Linked DNA regions of Homo sapiens: region 1 is linked to region 2. A link is a contact called in ENCODE Hi-C data. All regions are on one chromosome and are shown on one strand. The core of a region is the stretch at or near the end of the contact, and the rest is flanking DNA. Distances in the headings are between cores, read along the strand shown. Region 1 overlaps LOC107986178 (a long non-coding RNA gene). Region 2 overlaps LOC107986178 (a long non-coding RNA gene).

Evidence for each region. A loop is a pair of places that touch in the nucleus more often than their neighbours do. Pooled maps may share reads with other maps.
Region 1: a loop to region 2 is called in a map of endothelial cell of umbilical vein, with 5 times the contacts of the local background. The contact joins two enhancer-like sites. A Hi-C loop is called at or near these places in 3 of 168 maps with a recorded cell type or tissue (HCT116, PC-9 and endothelial cell of umbilical vein) and 2 of 50 pooled maps.

Annotation. Positions count from the first base shown.
Region 1 is chr4:11,697,617-11,700,316 of GRCh38, reverse strand. All of the region lies in intron 2 of LOC107986178 (a long non-coding RNA gene), which reads right to left. Among named protein-coding and RNA genes, the nearest start is that of LINC02360, 71 kb to the left of the region's middle. RefSeq lists an enhancer at 701-1,900. Within about 2 kb of position 1,341, at least 5 of the 41 ENCODE cell types and tissues checked have a DNase peak (open chromatin) inside an H3K27ac peak, as active enhancers do; they include HCT116, PC-9 and endothelial cell of umbilical vein, where a contact is called at or near this core.
Region 2 is chr4:11,547,677-11,550,376 of GRCh38, reverse strand. All of the region lies in intron 1 of LOC107986178 (a long non-coding RNA gene), which reads right to left. Among named protein-coding and RNA genes, the nearest start is that of HS3ST1, 120 kb to the right of the region's middle. Within about 2 kb of position 1,401, at least 5 of the 41 ENCODE cell types and tissues checked have a DNase peak (open chromatin) inside an H3K27ac peak, as active enhancers do; they include HCT116, PC-9 and endothelial cell of umbilical vein, where a contact is called at or near this core.

The DNA.
Region 1 (2,700 bases), core at 92-2,591, 150 kb before region 2:
GCTATCTCACTTAAATACCACATCATTCTACTAGATAGGCCAGAAGGACATTACTTCTCCATGTACCAGTGAGGAAACTGAGGCATATGACTTCCCCAGAATTACATAAGTTAAACAGAGACAGAGCCAAGTCAAGAACACAGTCTTCTAAGATGGCCTCATTTTTGACTTTTCTTCTTACTAAAACTTGCTGACTTTGATTTCATATGGCTGATTTCTAAAATAAGGACTTAGTTAGGCTTCTAACTGAGACCATTCAATAGATGTCTTAGTAAAAGTCATCATGTGTGGGTTCTAAGGACTGGTTTCCTGGGAACAATATGCCCTTCGAAGATAGGAACCTAAACATAACTCATTCAAGCGGAGGATGAAACCTTCAGGGCTGTAAAGCAAGATTCTAGATCAGAACATCAGGTGGAGAGTAAAAGATACTTCCATGAAATCCTAATGATGGTCCTAGCTCTGAATTGTTACTTGGTTGATAATTTTCTTATCTCTCTGAGTCTCAGGGTTCTTATCTGCAAAATGGAAATATTATCTGCTCTAATTCAGAGTTCATGACAATCAATTGTGATACGGAAAATGAAGAGCACCCCAAAAGTCTGTAGCAGATATGTAAAAGCCTATTAACCTTGTCTTAATAACATTAGGTTCTGAAATCAACAAATACAATTAAAATTGTATAAGTTGAAATGACTCCCCAAAGTCTTTTGAGAAGGTACAAAATTAAACACTATTATTTTTTATCTGCCTAACACAATCAGCTTTCCCTCCTGTGTACATACAAATTGGTCTCTGTTTCCTTCAGCATAGAAGACGTTGTTAATTTTCTTCCAAGGAACATGTGAAACAGGAAAAAATATGAATATTTACTATAAGAATCAGACAACTGAAGCAACAGCACATTCCTCTCTCACTTGTCACAATCAAGGACATATTCAGAGGAACAGATAAACGAGGGGTAGAATCACCTGTGCTCTATTCATTGTCATATTCCATCTCTCTCCCTCTTCATTATCATTATTATCAACAGCATGATTATTATCCTGTCATTATATGCCAGCATGCATAGTTTAATCGTATAAATCAAATTTGTGTATGATGCAAGACCATGGTGTTTAGAAATCAGATTCAGAAGCCCTCAGTTGTAATTGAAGTGGCATACTGTGAGATGAGCCTCCAGTCATTATTCAAAATGCAGTGAGTCAGCGCTTCCCATTTTAGATCACACAGCCCAACCCCACCTAAGATATGAATCCTAAGGTTTATAAATTCTACTGTGGTTTAGCTTTCCTGAGATTTTTGACTCAGCTTCCTGCCCTGCCCTCATCAAGTTCTAGTGACATTCCAATGACTGTTAGGGAAGATAAAGTATAGGATCTGAAAAGAGCAGCGTCCAAGGTAGTAATCTACAGGGGTGGATGACTCCCATCTTGGTGGTTGTGCCAGCCAGTTCCATATTTAACACACAATGCATGGGACTTGCAGGTTGGGTGTGTGTGTGTGTGTGTGTGTGTTTCCCTTAAATACACTGAGTCGTATTCACAATCTGAATATAAAGAACTAGCAAACATCTGAACTGAGCTTCTTCGGACCAAGCTAAGACTCAAAGCAATTTTCCTTTTAGTTATTTCAGAATAGATACTGATCAGGTTAACTTTTGCAGACTCTTCCCTACCTTAGGGTGGTAGTATTTCAGTGGGTAGCAGTTAGAGCTCGGGACATACTAGTAAACCAAGGTAGACGCCAGGCTCTGCTCAAAAGCCACCACTGAGAAGAGTTTTCCCCAAAACCACTTTTCTCAACACTGGGCTCTTCCTTCCCCACTCTCTTCACAGGATTCCTGTTTGCTATTTCAGAGATACTATGGTTCTTATAGACAGTGGCAGCAGGCTCCCAAATCTTCTCCTTGCTTTTATTCTCAGCATACTCCAATTTATCTCCCACACTGTAGCCAGAGGTAGCTTTTAAATTGTAAATTTGACAAAGTAATTTACTGCCTAAAACCTGTCAGTGTCTACCAGTTACCTTCAAGACAGCATTCAAAATCCTTAAGAAGCCTTTCAAATCACTTGGCAAGCCAGCCCAAACAACCGTCACGCTTTATCTCTTACCACACCTTCAGAGAGTGCTGCCAGATTAAATTAGAAACAGAGAGGAGGCCAAAAAAAAAAAAAAAAAAGGCAAGAACATATAAAAAACAATTTTCTTTGCTTTCTCTAACTACATGGAACTCACATATAATCTATGTTAAAGCCATTGCCTCTTCACCACAGTTCTGTTAAAGAAGAAAACCCTAAACATCTGACTTTTCACTGGATCATAAACATTTAAAGATGGAAAAGACACAAAGCAGATTTTCTACACCTTTCGTGAAGACCTACACCTCCTTAGCTTTTAGGAATCCAACTTTTTAAAAAATCTGATTTAAAGGTGACTGAGCAACCTGCCCTTGTTTCTATTTTTCAGCGTCCCTCAGAAAATCTGTGTTAGGTTCAGTAAGCATGTAATGAATGCTGAGGCTTTTGTGCCAACCTATTACTGGTGCTGAAATGGATTCTGAGTGAAATTCTGACCTGCTTTATCCAGTATCAGTGAGTGACGGTGTTACATGGTGCAACAGTATCTATGTCTCTCTGCAAAAGGCAGTCTTCAGCTTAAACTCAATTTGGCTAGTGCATGTTCGATTAAAAAAAAAAA
Region 2 (2,700 bases), core at 152-2,651:
ATTATATTATTCCATTTCTGTGGAATTGAATTCCACAGAATGGCAAATTCTGTGGCATCTATTATTCCAGAATTGGCAAATCAATAGAGACAGAAAATAGATTAGTGGTTACCTAAGGATGAGTGGGAGGAGAAAGTGGGAGATGATTGTTAATGGATATGAGATTTATTTTACAGGGGAAAAGTGTCTTATAATTTATACAGATGTTCCTCGACTTATGATCGAGTTACATTGCAATAAATCCATCATAAGTCAAAAGCACATTTAATACCCTGACAAACCCATCATAAAGTTGAAAAATGATCAGTGGAACAATCCTAAGTTGAGGACTGTCTGTATTGTGGTAATTGTTGTGTAGCCCTGTACATATTCTAAAATATGTTGAATAATACACTTTAAATAAGTTAATTGTATCCTATGCAAATTATATTTCAGTAAAACTGTTAATAAGAAGTTGTAGTTAGTGACTACCATGGATCATAGATCATAATGAAAAATGGCAGATAAGCAGTCCACTCTCACAACAACAGTAGATTAGGACAGTTTAGTCATTTGTATACTTTATAATAAACCAAATACAAGTTCAGCAGACTTCTAACATCTTGCACACTCTTTCATCCCCAAGCTGGATTTACTACAAATGTCACTCTCCTCATGGGGTATTTAGAGTCTTGTCATTGCAGAGGTATTTGTTTCTTCCCATTTTGCCTCAGAACTATCCTTTACAAACACAAAGCATGACACCATATGTAGAGCTGTTCACATTCCCTACTAGGTGGGAATCAATCATGCCATATGTAGTTTTGTTTCACTTGTATCCACCAATAACAGCAGCTTCTCAGCAAATGCTTGTGAAAAGAACAGGTAAATAAAGTCCTCCATCAGTGGTTGAAAATTTGTGTCCAATCAGCTACCATTAGACAGAAAACATACTTTGTTTCATGTACACAGATGTTGACTAAAGTAAACTGGTTGCCAACATTTAAATATTGGGCATTTCCACATAAAAACCCACATTTCTAGGCTCTTGAAAATTTGAAGAAAATTTGACTTCTGGTCCCACATGAGAGCAGTCAACTGAATAATTACTGTATCCTAATTTGCCACGAACTCCACCATTCTTGTCTATACATTCATGCATTTTCATTTACTTATAACATTTACATTTGCTTCCTGGTCTATGCACACATTTGATATTATGTGATTTCTGTGTTAACCTGTAACACATTATATAGCTTTCAATGAAAAAATAATTTTATTTTTGTTCTCTTGAAATTGCCTTAGAACTAAGACTGCCATTAGAATGGCCCCAGAGCTTCCAGAGGACATGTAAGTGAAACAAGTGGATGAGTCATCAGAACCTCTGTGCCTGTCATTCACTCCAGTATCGGTGTTTCAAGGTGCACCTTCCAGCAAGAACCTTCTGAGTCACTGCTTAGAAAGTCTGTGGTTACCAAATTATTTAGTAAATAATTTATGTTATTTTTCTCACATTAGTAAAATTACCATAATTTTGTTTTCCCTTTCTGTTTATTAATATCTCTGGGTTCTGCTTGGAAGTCCAGAAAACTTTTTCAGGAAGCAGGCTGCCTCTGAGGCCATTCTCCTTCCTGTCATGTTCAGAAATTCCTGTTCTTCAAGTGGACTCATTTCCTTTCTGCCATTGCAGCTGTTACTCAACCACCTTGGATGCAGAAAGATAAGAAGGGTGACCCCACCTTCTTGTCACCACTTAAGGGTTCAAGTACTATGTGTACACCAATGGCTTCAAACTGTGCATTTTTATCTCAACCTCTCCCCCCAGCATCCAAGGCACACATCCAGTGTCTACGTTTAATCTTAATTTTGATATCCCATGGGCATCTCAAATTTGAGGTTTTGACACCATTACCCACTCCACACGCATAGTCCTCCTACTGTAGCCTTTCCAAACTCAGACTGGCAACTCCATTCCAGCCTAAGCAACTTCCAGCTGCCTTAGAGGCACAAAACTCTGCAGTCTCCTATGACTCCTCTCTTGCTCTCACTCCTGACATCTTGCTCACAAGCAAATTCTATTGGCTCCTTCAAAATGTATCTGAATCTCCCACCTCCACTCCCAACTCCTGGTCCATGCCAGCCTCTTCTCTTAACACTGCAAGAGGCTCCACACTGTCTTTCTGCTTCTGGTCTGCTCCCACATCCCTTTCAGTGTATTCTCAAAACACCCATCTGAGTAATTCTCATGAAATATGTCCCATCTCACTCCTCATGTGCTAGCTTCTCCATTTACCCCAGACTGCAAGCCAACAACCTTGCAGCGGCCTCAAGGCCAGAGATGATCCAGACATACATCCTCTCTCCAGACTTTTCCCTGTTCTATTCCCCGCCTTCCACTCTGCTGAGTGGAGTTCCTGATAACTATGCAATGTTCTTTTCTCAGATGTCTGCATGACTAGTTCTATGTCTCTTTATTCAAATTTTACTTTCTCTATTAGGGTTCCATAGCCACCTCTTCAAAATTATTCCCCCAGTACTTCTGATTCTCCTTACCTAATTTATTTATCAGCTTGGCATTTATCACCATCTTTATATTTTGTACTATATATTATATACATACTATATATACACACATACATATTTGTATACTTATATAATTTTACATAAATTTATAAAACTATATAGAAACATTTACATTTTTACTTATAAACAAATTACATA